Regions from separate parts of the Mus musculus genome. Here region 2 is linked to region 1. Evidence: chromatin loops called from intact Hi-C (ENCODE). Cell type or tissue: left cerebral cortex. All regions are shown on one strand. Each heading gives the region's core, and the rest is flanking DNA. Links, peaks and the distances in the headings are about the cores only.

Region 1 (7,498 bases), core at 2,114-4,613:
TTAAAAAAAAAAAAAAAAACACAAAACCTTCTGTTCCAAGAATAAAGACAGCCTCATTTTGCTTGCTTGTTTTCAACTCCTATATTCTAGAAGATGCTAATTTCCAGTATAGACTAAAATCTTAACAAATATAAACCCAGCCAACTGACAAGCAACAGTGTAAACCACTGAGCTGGGCACAAACACTATGGGTATCACCCTGGAGCAAGAGTCCTGCTATTCCAGACCAGGAGCAATTCCAAGACCCGTGAAAGATGCTCCTCTGGGAGTGAAGTCTCCAAAAAGTCAAGAGAACAGGGCTCCTTTAGGACCTTTGATCAGCAGAAAATATTCTGCCACTTACAGTGGAGAGTGTCATAAGCATTTCTATAAGTGATCTTGTGACTGTGGAGTTCTGAAATAGCCCTGGTGTCACTAAGGACAGATATTTCTGCATGAACGCTAATAACAGAAAAGATTTGAAATGAATCCTAAACACTTATGACTTCCTTTTAACCTCAACTTGACCTCAATCTTGGATGATTTCAATGGAAAATTCTTTTTCTTAATTCTAAACTGTGCATCTGTCAATCGTGATGACAGCTTGGCAAGCATCAGCGACTGAGTCTGAACGGATAATCCATTTAAAAAAAAAAACCAGTGCCCTTCTATGAATGTTATTTCAGGAGATAAAGGCAAAATCCGCATCCTATGTGTTTTACTGTTAATTTAAACCAGATTACATACTCACATAGATCACAAAACTTGTTTTCTAAATAAAAAAGGTAATGGAAATTAACAATTTAATTCCTACAAAATCTCCTAAATCTTCACATTTAGTCTCATACATTTGTGATACATGACAATTCTTTGATGAAGTTAGCATCATTAAAAGTCTTATTTTAAGAAAAAAATCCTAAAAGTATTCTGAAAAATAATTGATCCTTGCATGAGCAATTAACGGTGTGAGATCCTAAAAGCATCAAGAATATCACAAGCAGCGTGTTTTATGAAGGTGTGATGTCTCCCAGCTAAACAACTCAACAGCAAGAAATCTCAGCTTGAAGCATTCAAATTAGACTGTTCCTCGCTCATACTTCTTACACTCTGTCTTTCAAACTTATGATGCCTTTACAGTTTTATGATAAGCTTTACAGTTTTATGATGACTGAGACATCCTTTTTGTTTTTTCTTGGTTGTTTTTGGTTTTAGTTTTTTGTTTTTGTTTAAAAATAAGTACCATCTTCTATCTCTGTAAAATGACTTAGTTTCTCATTAAGTTTCTCAATAAGAATTACATTTTTAGGTGTGTAAAGTATTTTTGAAATAAGAGATATCTGAACATAGGCCTATATAGGATAAAGGAAAGTTGAAAATTGGCAATAAACAAAAAAGGGGATCATTCAAGATGACAGCAGTATCCTGGACACTGTTGGTCTAGTCAGATCTCCTCTGGGAAGGAGCAGTTATTTTCCCAGGTACCTGCATATGTCATCCATTTCTGGCTTCTACAATTACCCTAATAGAAAGGAACTCTTTTTCTCAAAAAACCACACACATCCCTTCCCAGGATAGCCAGCAACCAGAATCTATGGCAGGATCCTCTTGCATTATGGTTCATCTTCATAATGTGATTTGGAACCAATCTCTTCTGACAGTTCACTGGAACCTCCTCCTCTTCTTCTTCTTCTTCTTCTTCTTCTTCTTCTTCTTCTCTCTCTCTCTCTCTCTCTCTCTCTCTCTCTCTCTCTCTCTCTCTCTCTCTCTCTGAGATAAACAAGTCACTTTCTAATAATCTGTCTTGGTCTCGAAAGTCTGTTCTATATGAAGGCCAGAGAAACAGCAAGGAAACTAACCTGTGCTGTGATATTTTGTGAGGTAGATATTATCTACTGAGCACGTATATGTGTACATGTGTGTGCCTGTGTCTGTGTGTCTGTGTGATATGTATGTGCACAGGTGGATGTCATGGAGCATTCTCCTGTATCATCCTCTGGATTATTTTCTTGAGACATGGTTTCTCAACTAATCTGGAGCTCACCTGGCAGGCAGCAAGTGTAGTGATCTTGCCCTCAATCTCAGTCCTAGGATCGCAGAGGTCTTTATGTATAGGTGTTTATATGTAGGTGTTTATATGTAGGTGTTTATATGTAGGTGTTTATATATAGGTGTTTATATATAGGTGTTTATATATAGGTGTTTATATACAGGCCATTGAGACTTAGGGAGCTTTTGTTTGGTTTTGTTTTTCATTGTTTTCTAGTTTTTTGAGACAGTTTCCTCTAGCCCTAGACTGGCCTCAAATTTGCAGTATAGATGATGCTGACCTTGACCTCTTAATCTTCTTGCCTCAGACTCCTGAGTGCTATGGTTACAGGCATGAGCCACTGCCACTGGCTTAGATGCTTGGCATCTGACCTCAGCTTCTCATGCTTCCACAGAAAGTGCTTTGATCCACTGTTTCATGCTCCCAGCCCGAAGATAGACATTACTCTTGCCCTCATTACAGAAGGGAAAACCGAAGTACCAAGAAGTTCACCATGTATTTCCTTGCTAATCATTTGTTCACTTCTTTAATTATCTGTCAAAAGTTAGCTATGTAACTGGGAGCAGAACTAGGATTAAGCCCCAAGCATATAACCCAATTATTTATACTCCTTATCAACTGCCCTCAACTACATGTATTAAAACAAAGACTCACCAGGAAATAGGACGTGGAATTATATATGCCATTGAGTACTAAAATTCCAAGACTATTTTGATTTCCTCGACAGATTAAAAGACCAGTTAGTCTTCATGGCAGTGTATGCCTGCTTTTGTATCAGATCAGATTGAAGAATTAGATTCGAAGTACATATGTAAGTTCTAAGTAGATGATATGCTGTACAAGATACCCACTTGGTCAAACATAATTGGTCTAGTCTGGCAGGTATCAAATATTATTTCTAATGGGAAGAGTTACCCATCAATCAGGAGGGAGAAGAGAAAATGACCCATCTTATTTCCCTTTAATATTTTTGAAAGCATTTACATCCCTGTTTTGTGGCACTTATCTCTATACTGGTTAAATTTTCTCCTAATTATTATTAGTTTCTTCTTAGTGATAGTCCAGAGAAATGTGGCCTTGCCTCAGGTTGATTTGTGTGGATGCCTTTCAAACATTTCTCCCTTAAGCCATGGGCCTCTGGTAGGTGGTCCTCAACGCCATGCTTTCAAACTTATGCCTAGGAATAGTTAGTTACAAACAGCAGAATCGGCAAATTCTTGAGTTCCAGATAAACATTTTTTTTTCTCTAACCACACTTTCTCTGTGCCTGCTCTTATTTTTACGAACATTATTTTTAGAGGAACAAATGTAAATGTATATATAAATTCTGAAGAGGCTCGATATGGCATGGAGCAGAGTGGGTGGGATCCTTGTGTTCAAAATAGAGGCTTTCACTGCATCAGTTTCTCGCATAAACGAACCCTGCATGGTTTACTTTTAAGGACCTGTGAAGTTTAGATGTGGACTCATACCTTCATCTTTGTGGACTTCAGCTTTGTCTTCGGAAGCTGGGCTGGGCACAGGGGTGGTGTTGACACCATCTATAAAACAGAAAGAATGCCTCAGGCTTAGTACTTCAGGCTGTGGCTTTTCCTTCCCTACAGCTCCCTCACCACTGGCCTATGAAGGTGTCAGTGTCCTTCACACGCTGAATGGTCTTACAGGAGCAGAGGGTTGTAATGCATTTTTAAAATATATATAAGTAATGAAGCATACATCTTCACATAAGACAGAGGCTAATGAACTACAAAATGTATTCTGGGTAAGGCTTGTTTGTTGGCTGTAGTTTGCCAACATGCCCAGTAGTATTTTGCTTCCTTCACAATTCTCAGAGAATGGAATACAGTTTCTGATTTGCGGTATGTAGTAACATGTACCCATGCAGGTTTCTACAAAATGCTTTGATGTGTGTGATTTTTATAGTTTGCTTTTGCTCAGCTCAGCATGCGTATAGGCTGCCAATTCATTCGGCTGGCCAGCTGACCAGTGGCTCTGTGGCTGTCAGCAGTGTAGTCCAGGAGATGGGGACCACTCAGAACAAGGCCCCCAGAGATATGCAGGGATATCATGTCACCCGGTTATAGAATGGAGACCAAGGACAGGGAGGACCCTGTCCACCTCATAGTACCAATTAAGGCCATTCAGACCTGATCTCTCTTACTGGTCTCACCAAAACCATGGGGATTTGATTCATGTTTGATCTCCACAGTGTTAGGTAATTAGCTACTAGCAGTAAAACTGTAAAATTAGGATGCAGGAACATATTAAAGTCATCGGACAATTGGTAAGACAATATACACATTTTCTTACAGTTATTCAGTCACAGACTTAAAGATAAAATCCTCAATTCAAGGACATTTTCTTACTTTCTAGCATATCATTTGTCCATTTCATATGGTTGTTACTTTCAGGTTGCATCTCTATTGGAACACAGAATAACATCTCTGGAAGGTAGATAAAGGGGTGAGGTGGACCACTTGCTTTCATTAGACATCAACTGGCTTTGACTTAAACAAAAGGCACCAACCGTTAACCTTCCCTTAAGTCACAGCACATTCCCGTTTTCATCTCCCTTTACAGCAAAACTGCCTGAAGAAAGTTATTGTCGCTACCTTCTGTGCCTTCACTTCTGAAGTCCTGCATAAGTCATGCATGCTTTTCCAGTAGTCTTCCTGACTCTCCCCTCTAAGATGCTGGCCTCCTTCCTTTGTTCAAGACAGCCCCAACAGGTCTTGAATTTGCCATTTTCCTGCCTCAGCCTCCCTCTCAGATAGCATCCTTCCATGGAGCATCGCGTTCAAGTTCCTTTCTTCCTGTCCATCTGACTTGACTTCTCAGTAATATTTCCCAGCCCCGTTCCTTTTCTTTTCAGGACATATTATTGTAGTGGCTGCCTCTGCCTTTTTCGACAGGAATGTAGATGTATCCCAGCTTCTTGCCTTTGACAATTTCATAGTCTTCTCACTGACTCTCCTTTTAGTCACAGGCTGTAAACCTCCCTTATATCACAGTGTCCCCTAAACCTGGTCTGAAGTGTTCACCTCTCCCTAATATGAATGTGTTTATCTAATGTGACATCCCTTATGGCTGTCTGCACACATTTTCAAATTTATTGATGCAAAAACTAAACGATTAACTTTTTCAACAAAATGTCTTCCATAGAGCAGTTAAGTGGTACTGTTGTCCTCCGAGACACTGAAGCTAGACTCCTCTGACCTACATGGGATTCCTCTTTCCCCCATGTGCCCTGCCCAGCCTTTCAGCTTGCGTACCCTGTTGGTTCTTATTTCTAGAATGTGCCATATTTCAGTATTTTGGTCTTTATTTCCAGAATCCTTTGTCATGGCACCTGTAGACACCATCTAACTCTACCTTTTTGATCCATTTTTACTCCCGGGCAAAATGAGTTCATTAATACATAGATCATTTATTCCAATGGATAAAATGTTCCAATAAATTCTCTCTGTAGTAAAGTCAAACCACATGCTGGAGATAGAATCTGGGCCTATGATTTCTTACCAGATCTCACACTTGACTGAGCCCACTCTGCTCCAGTCACACCCCTCTCCCCATCCCCATCCATCTTGAAGTTAATTTATTCTCAGTTCCCTCTGTCTAGAATGGGTTTTCACCATATCAGCATTCGAAGCCCATCTCAAGCAACACTTCCCCAGCGAGTGCTCCTTAGAGTTGCCTTCTGAGGGTTGCCTCAAGTTCACCTCTTTACTCTGCAATCTTCTTGAACTCTCTGATAATTGTATCCCTTTTACTTGTTTATTCTTGGTATTCCCCCACCAGACTATAAGCTTCAAGGAACTATGGATGTTGTTTTTAAAATTAAATGTAACATTTGCAGTGCACACTCAGTGCTGGGGAAGCAGGCAACCTTAGATATGTATTTATTATTGATTTCTTGATAAATACTATATGCAATTGCATTTGATTTGATGGTGACAGCTGCCAGAACCTGTAAATAAATTATACTATTTTGAGACTGCATTTTTCCATTACGTGGAAGAGACCTGCAGAGTTATGCAATCAACATTGGCACTGGGAAATATGTTGAATGAAAGCAAGATATTTTGGAAACTAACAGCAGGTCACAGGGCTTTAACAACCAAAACCAGGTCTTCAGTTGCTCTGTTGCCTAATCAGAGGAGGCCATGAAAGGGCAAAATGCACAGATCAGCATTGTCCACAATTCTAAATGGACCCCACTGATAGTCTCCATCAGTCAGCATGCTGTCTTAGATGAGCAAGAGGAACCACTGAGGAAGACACTTAAGATGCTACAATATACGCCTAGGAGAGAGTCATATTGAGTGGTAATGCTCTTATATTCAATAGATAGAGAAGGCTCATACTCTTCCACTCTGACATCTCAGATGGTGGTCACAAACCCAAAAAGAAACTACCAGGACCTAACTGATATAGGAGGAAAGGATGAATGAATAAAACATAGGTATTGGTGTGTGTGTTCGTGTGTATGCATGTGTGTATGTGTGTGCATGTAAGTCTGTATGTGTGTGCACATGTGTGTATGTGTGCATGTATATGTGGATGTGTGCATGTATATGTGTATGTATGCATGTGTTGTGTATGTACATATGCATACATGTGTGTTCATGCATGCATGTATACATGTGCATGTGTATTCATGTGTATGTGTGTGAACATGTATGTGTGTGTGCATGTACGTACATGTATGTGTGCATGTGGGGTATGTGTGTGTGTGTGTGCAGTAATAGAAGAAAATCAATGTTAATAAAGACAGCTTGGAACAGCACACTGAATGAATAAAATCCATAAAACTTCAACAGTCAGACCAGGTCCTCAGCAGCCAGCAGCTGACTGACAAACACATGTGATCCCGAAACAGTGACAGCTTTTCATGCCAGTCCCACCTTCAACACAGTGCAATAGTGTGTGGGTAGTGGGTAGGAGCTCAGACAAGAACAGTTTACAGTACCAAAAATTCATTCTGTTCAGAGGAAAGGAACAGCTGACCCAGAAATAGGTACACAAGGTTCTTCCTGGCCTGCTTCAAGGCATCCTCTGATTAGCCTCCTTCAACCCCATCTTCTCAGTTAATAATAAAAGCTCTCTTTCCTCAAAGCAGTCCCAAGAGTTTGTAGAAGTTTTCAGTAGAAAACATATCACATTAACCTGGTTTAATTTTGAGATTTCAGCATGTGGACTAGGATGTAGTAGGCACAGGAGTCAGAGCTCACTCTAAAAACATGCTCCACCCCATGGGCCTCAATAGAATAAGGAAAATGACTTGGAGATTGAAGGGAAGGGGATATTTTTATTTTGGCAGTAAGGCTGGAAACCAAATGATTGTGGCTGTTATTCCCTTAACAACATTCCCAAGGACAGAAATGGGGCCGGGGATGGGGAAAAATGATTTTAATCTCTTTTGAACCATAATGGCTATTATTTTAAATGCTAAATTTATAATCTACAGTGTAG
Region 2 (7,498 bases), core at 3,041-5,540, 450 kb before region 1:
TTTAATTATAACATTTGGAAAATTAGCATTTGGGGCCATGATAATCCCAGTCATATAAGAGAGTGAATTGTACTTGTTTTAAAATGCAACCACATTTACATACAATTATACTTGATACACTGTCTAGATACACTGACAGGCTCACACAGTCTTTTATGACTTGCTATGTAAAATAATTATGTATTGTGGAAATAAATGCATTTTAAGTATGATCAGTAAATATATAATACTTAACAGATGTTATATGCTGTCAGCAACAACTTCTGTCTCATGTTTAGAATTGGATCTCTGAATCAGGATGCTCTTCTCATATGTTAGTGTCCTTGCTATAAATGAAGAGTGAATACCAAGTAACTTTCTTTATTGTTGCAGTTGAGTTTTAAATTTTATTCTTTCCCAGAAATGGGGATGTTCTTTCAAGCATACCTTTCCTTTGGATAGCGTATGTCTAAGACCTTGAAACAAGTCATAGGGAGTCATTTCTCCTCTTAAGAATTAAAATGGGTACCTCCCTATCAATAGATGCTGCCCTCCTACAGGGCTAAAAGCTGTAGCCTCAAACATCTGAGGTTGACAGCTGTTAATGATCAAGTGTCTCCCCTTCTCAATCCTACTCAAACATTCTAAAGTGATGATGTATCCCATGGAAGTGCCACTGATATCATGAGGCCAAGACCCTTACACCGTCCTACCAGCTGCTCCAGATCCCAAATTCTCTGCCTAGTGAGGTGCTTTGAATCCACTCAGCTCATGGCTGGTCCCTGCTCACCATCTCTCTTTAATATTGCTATGCCTCCTTTCACACGTCTCTTCTGAAGTCTCAGCATCTGTCTTAGCCTGCTGTTGGCTTGAGTGATCCAGGGTGAACAACTTCTCTTGCAAACCTATTCGTGGTACTCACTTGGTCAACATATAGACGTCTGTTATTTTCTGCTTTATCTTGTAGGCTCTGTTCTAACTTTATTTCTTTCCTTCTGTATCTAATTCAGTCCTTAGACCACTACTTGATTTTTTTGTCTTCACCTCTTTCTGTGTTCTTGCTCTCTGTTTCCTGCACTGACTCAGACATCTGTGTTTAATGCTGCAGATAGATAGATAGATAGATAGATAGATAGATAGATAGATAGATAGATAGATAGACAGACAGACAGACAGACAGACAGACAGACAGATAGATAGATAGATAGATAGATAGATAGATAAAAGAAGTGTATGTACACTTTTAAATGCACGTGGGAGTGCGCACACACACACACACACACACACACACACACACACACACACTCACTCAGCCTAAAGGTCGGGCAGGCCTCTGAAATCAACAATCTCAAAGTTTGAGTGATTCCCAGCTACCTTTTCCCCTCATTTTCTTCATCAGTTCTTTCTTACTGTTTGTTCGATTTTGGTTTTGCTTTTGTTTTTGGTTCAGAGACAGGGAATGGGCAAGTCCTGCAAGTTGAGTGGATACAAAGGATAGCTCATTGAAACCAGACGTGCAATGGGAGGAGCTGGGGGGAGGATGTGAGGGTGTGTGCCATGAAATCCGTGGTCTGCCACTGGATACATCAGTTTAGAATGTTTGAGTAGAATTGAGAAGGGCAGATGCTTGATTGTCAACAGCTGTCAACCCCAAACTGCCTTCTAAACCCATTATCCTCTTGTCTCAACCTCTCCATTTCAAGGATGGCGTGCTTGTGCCACCATGTACAGTTCCTTTGCCCACTGGCCCTTTGTCTTCTCACAACGTATGTGCCTGAACCTTATGCTTCTTGGTCTCCTCGCTCTTGGCATAAGATAGAATCAGCCAAGCTGAGAGCAGCACCCCCAGCTCCCTTAAGCATTTGTCTCCAGGCTTAGCTTGTCTCCTTCCTAGCTGGCCTTCAGAACACCAGGCAGGTGGGTTCATCCAGTTCAAAGTCTTTAGTAAACTTAGACTGTTCTTAAGAATCTGTTTTCTGGTAGCCTCCTGGAACACATGGCCTGCCATGTCACCTATGCAAACTGAACGTCTGGTTTCAATGAGCTATCCTTAAGTTCTATATTATATCGAGAAAGAAAAGCACAGGTAGATCTAGAATCAGGAAGTTTGCCTTGATGCTAGCTACTCCCAAATTCTGTGACGTTTACTCCTCCTATAGCACCCTTTTGCACAACAAAGAAGAGGCTATAATGCTTAGGGTCAGCCATGTGTTCTTGTGTATCGCATTGCGTAACACTGCATTCACATACAAGGTAGAGTCAGGTAACATCATTCATCGTGATCTCCTTGTCAGCACACAACTTCTTAGGGAAAATTGTGACTAGTAATATATTTTGGAACCAAAATTGGATTCCAGTGCTGCTTAGTACACTAAGCCTCAGTTTCCTGCTTTGTGGTCTTAGGTGATAAATGTATCAACTTGTTGCATTTAGGGGAACAACAGGAAGGGTCTGAATGCCTGGGTGGAGCACAGAAGCAGGTATTGGAAACACATTTTAGAAGATAGGGTTTCCTCCCAACCCCTGACGGCAGCTCTCAGAGCAGACTGCTTCTCTGCACATGCAGTACCCAAGCAGTGAGGGTTAGTAAGGATGGATTACTGTACTGCACAGAAAATGAAACTGAGATTAAAGCAGACTCTTTTAGGGAAATTTCCTGGTCTCAAAGCATTTTAACCAGTCTTACTTTTGAATATGTAAATATCTCTAGAAGCAGTCAGCTATATATTGAAATCCAAAATTGTATACTAGGGCCATGGCACACATCTGTAACCCCAGTGTGTCTCTGCAGGGAAGTAGGAGGCAGAGGCAGACGGAGACAGAGAATTCCAAAAGCTCATGGCCACCTCACCTGACATATACAGTAGTAAATAGCAGGAGAGACTCAGTCTCAAACAAAGTTTGAGCACTATAATCCAAGTTTGGTTCCAAAAATACTATTAGTCACAGTTTTTCCTAAGAAGTTGTGTGCTGACAAGGAGATCATGAAGTATGAGTGATGTTAACTGACTTTACCTTCTACTTAAACCGACCCTAAGGTTATACTGACTTCTACTTATGTGCTATGACACACACACACAGAGAGAGAGAGAGAGAGAGAGAGAGAGAGAGAGAGAGAGAGAGAGAGAGAGAGAGAGAGAAGAGAAAGAAGTGGGGGGAGGAAGGAAACTATACTAAAAAGTAGTTATTAGGAGTGGTCATATTGTACTCACTTAATGCACAGCCATATGGGCTGGGTTCCATTGTTGGCAGTTATCTTTGTGCATGACTGCTCTGTCATAGACATCCATGCCTATACTAAGCTGCAATTGTTTTCACTTGATAGTAACATAATTATAAACAGATGTAACTTTCAATGAAGAGGTTAATTCTTGTATTTTATATCACAGATCTGAGCAAGGCTTATAAAATGAGTCAACAGAGGGCACTTTGGAAACAGATTGTCATGGGGTCACATGTTGGCTCCACACATATATCACTGTGGCCTCAGACAAGTTCTCAAGATGGATTCCTTGTCTTGTAGATATAGCTTGCAGGCTTGATAATCTGGGAGGACAAAGGAGACAGTCTGTGCTGATCAGCATGATTGTTCTCATTCCACAGATGCACAATTATGCTTACAAAGGCCACCAGATGCCTTTCCTTCAACATTAGCCCAAATTAAAGTGTGAAGAGATCTCTTTGAAACATGTCTTAGGTCATTGTAAAAGTAGCTGTGTTGCCAGTTTGGATTTGCATGTGAACCAAGGAAACCTGTTTATAGGGAGTTCAACTGAAAAAGTGAAACCCATTTCCTAGTATCAGAGAATTTGTCTTCTGTTGTCCAAATTTAAAAACTCACATTGACCTGTTTTATTTTATTTTGTTGCAAGTATATGGATCTGTGCAGTGTCATAGCCTAGCTGTCACTCAGCACTTGTGAGCCTCTGAGTAGAGTAACTACAGATAAAGCACTAAAAGTCGTGCTTTGCTGTACACAGTAACTATTTTGCTCAGTAGTCAGCAGTCCTATAGCTGTCACTGAAGTGTGTAAAACAAAGCAAATTAACTTTTTGGAGTGTTTGCTGCATGCATGTACTGGGAAATGTGATATTTTTAAAAAGACCTTTTGCTCTATGCATGACTGTTGTCTTTTAAGTGCCTTACTGCTTGTGCCCTGATGTTTCCTCCTGTTGAATTGTTTTCTTAACGGATGTCTGTGCTCTCTTTCCTCTACCGCCCTGGCAGTCTTTTCCCTATAAAAGGACCCATCTGTCTAAGGTAGATTCTCCTTTTTACTTACTCATCAGTGACTAAGCTGCATGGACTAGACATGCTTAGCATTTAGAAGTTTTATTTAATTCTGTTTTTTTTTAACTACAGTGATATTTTGTTTTCCTTCAAATCAAATCTGTTCTCTTCAGTCTAAGTTCAAACACCTAAAATTATATCTAATTTCTAATCATAGTGATAGAGCAAAGAATGCATTTTAAACTTGCTAATCCATAGTAATTAAGGTAATAGGTAAATCCATGCTCCAGTGTACGATTCTGTGTGCATAGAAAAGAGCTCCTTCATGGAAGTGACTGATTTCCATTTGATCTCATTAGACTTGAGTTTGAGAGACAACAGCGTGAAGAACTTGAAAAACTCGAAAGTAAAAGGTAAGCACATGAGACCTGTGTTCCCAGCTGCTGTGTCTGGGTCCCTCCCTCTGTCAGCATCTTCCTGAGTTTCTGGGCTTCCCTCTTGCTCTGCATCTGCTGTTACCATGTCTAATGCCTCAAGGTAGAGTCTTATAAGGGATTGACTTGACTTCGTCTTTATGTTTTCACAGCAGTACATCTTCAAATGCTTGTGAGAAAGGGGGAGTTGTCAGTAATTAAGCATCTAAGATGTGTTGAAATTTAACCCCAAATCTTTTCTTAGTGTTCCTTAGGTCTTTAAAAAGTCACGAGTCTATATAGATTAAAAAAAATCAAGCCAGATGTGGTGGTATACGTCTTTAATCCCAGCACTCGGGAGGCAAAGGCAGGCAGATCTCTGTGAGTTTGAGGCCAGCTTTGTCTACAAAGAGAGTTATGAGAAAAATGTCAAACAAAATGAACAGGAAGGAAGGAAGGAAGGAAAAAAAAACCAAACCATTTTTCTCTAATAACCCATCTCTACCTTTTAAATTACGATTTATTTACTTTATTTTGTGTGTATACATTTTTCTTCATGTATGTATGCATATTTACATATATGTGTATATACGCATGTGTATGTATATATACACACATGTGTGTCCAGTTCTCACAGAACAGGGCACTGGAAGCCGTAGACCTGGGAGTAGAGTTACAGATGTTTGTCCCCAGCTATGTGTGTACTGAGAACTGACCCCATTCCTGCAAGAACAGCTGGTGCTCTCCGTCCGTGCTCCCTCCTTCTGAGCTAAGGATTTTTTTTTTAGGGTCTAACTTTAGACCAGTCGTCTCCCCTGAGATGCCTCCCACACTTATCTTTCCAGTTTATACAGTTACTGGTGTTTTCACACCTATAATTTATTTCTCTTTACTTACTTTCATTTGAGGATATCTATATCATCTATATCTATATGGCTGCTTGATTGATATATGTGCTAAACTATCCTTTGTTTCATTCAATCATATTTTCTCTTTTCCTCTGTTTTATTTAACAAGGAAATAGATAAAGGGTAGGTAGTGACGGAGAAGCTAACGTTCTGAAGCAGTTACTTATTTTCTAGAATTTGGGATTGCATAGCTCATGGGAATGAGCTCAGGGTGCAGCATCCTACAAATCAGAAGGTTGGGGGTCAGAAGGTGGAGGTCTACATCTACTTTTTATTTATTTTGACTTTGTTACTCAACCTCCACTGAATTGAAGATGGCAATTTTTTTTTTTTTTACTTAATGTCATCTTGTAACTGAATGTCTGTTGCACTTTAGTCATTGAGCTGAGGAAAAGTAGCCACATTCAAATTTAAATTGGATGGTTTTTTTCTCATTGACCTCAGGGGGAGCTTTTAATTATACCATACATAATACATTATGATTCTAGACTTCACAAAGAAATGATACCAGAAACTACTTCAGGAGGCTAGGTAGCTGAAACACTGGACAAGAAGTAAAATAAAAGTGACATAGTATGCATTTGAAAATATGAAAGAGAAGCACTTTCTTTTCATTTGTTTCAATGAAAGATTTGGCTTTATGTGTGTTTTCAGAACAATCCAGTTAGGGAGAAGTTGGACTGATGCTAAGCACAGTGATTAAATAATGACCACTCAGCATTTGCATTGCAGGAAACTCATTGAGGAGATGGAGGAAAAGCAGAAGTCGGACAAGGCAGAACTAGAGCGAATGCAGCAGGAGGTAGAGACCAGGCGCAAGGAAACAGAGATTGTGCAGCGGCAAATCCGCAAGCAGGAGGAAAGCCTCAAACGCCGCAGCTTCCACATTGAAAACAAGCTCAAGGACCTGCTGGCTGAGAAGGAAAGGTTTGAGGAAGAGAGGCTTCGGGAGCAGCAGGGACTCGAGCAGCAGAGGAGGCAGGAGGAAGAGAGCTTATTCCGCATCAGAGAAGAGCTTCGCAAACTCCAAGAGCTCAACAGCCACGAACAAGCTGAGAAGGTCCAGATATTCCAGGAGCTGGACCGATTGCACCAAGAGCAAAATGCCCAGAGTGCCAAGCTGCGGTTGGAGAAAAGGAGGCTGGAGGAGGAGGAGAAGGAGCAGGTGCAGCGGGTGGCACACCTGGAGGAGCAGCTTCGGAAGAGGCAGGACACTGCTCCTCTGCTGTGTCCTGGAGAGGCCCAGCGGGCCCAAGAGGAAAAGAGGGAACTGGAAAGCATCCGGGAAGCCCTTTTGCAGGCCAAAGAGATGAGAGCTGGAGGGGACCATACCTGTAGGGATGAACTGGAAAGGGCTCAGCAGTACTTCTTAGAGTTCAAGAGAAGGCAGCTTGTCAAGCTAGCAAGCCTGGAGAAGGACCTGGTCCAACAGAAAGACCTCCTAAGCAAAGAAGTCCAAGAAGAGAAAGTAGCTCTGGAGCATGTAAAATGTGACGCAGGGGGTGACCCGAGCTTCTTGGCAACAGATGATGGCAACATTCTCGGTGGGCCTCCAGATCTAGACAAAATAAAGACTGCAGAGACCAGGCTACAGAGCAGAGAGCACCAGCTACAGGACCTTCTGCAAAATCATTTGCCAGCTCTGCTGGAAGAAAAGCAGAGAGTGCTTGATGCCCTTGACAGTGGTGTCCTAGGCCTAGACACCACTCTCTGCCAAGTAGAGAAAGAAGTGGGAGAGAAAGAAGAGCAGATCGCACAGTACCAGGCTAATGCTAGCCAGCTGCAACAGCTCCGGGCCACCTTCGAGTTCACAGCTAACGTGGCCAGACAGGAAGAGAAGGTGAGAAGAAAGGAAAAGGAAATACTGGAGTCCCAGGAGAAACAGCAAAGAGAGGCATTGGAGCAGGCTGTGGCTAAGCTAGAGCAGAGGCGCTCTGCCCTGCAGCGGTGCTCCACCCTGGACCTGGA

The links. Peaks named below come from ENCODE experiments on the same cell type or tissue, not always from the same donor. Only the 100,000 strongest peaks of a DNase experiment are listed, where the experiment ranks them.
Region 2: a loop joins it to region 1, with 4 times the contacts of the local background. A loop is called at or near these places in 2 of 42 quality-filtered maps.

What each region holds. Positions count from the first base shown.
Region 1 is chr2:142,257,162-142,264,659 of GRCm38, reverse strand. It overlaps Macrod2 (mono-ADP ribosylhydrolase 2), which reads right to left. Exons shown (of 19, transcript NM_001013802.3): 13 at 3,499-3,567. Among named protein-coding and RNA genes, the nearest start is that of Gm25583, 620 kb to the right of the region's middle. In left cerebral cortex, for the core only: no CTCF peak of the experiment used is centred there; a DNase peak (open chromatin) is centred at 3,408; H3K27ac peaks cover 391 bases.
Region 2 is chr2:142,711,803-142,719,300 of GRCm38, reverse strand. Kif16b (kinesin family member 16B) reads left to right here. Exons shown (of 26, transcript NM_001081133.2): 18 at 4,569-4,622; 19 at 6,263-7,498. Among named protein-coding and RNA genes, the nearest start is that of Kif16b, 190 kb to the left of the region's middle. In left cerebral cortex, for the core only: no CTCF peak of the experiment used is centred there; DNase peaks (open chromatin) are centred at 4,118 and 5,362.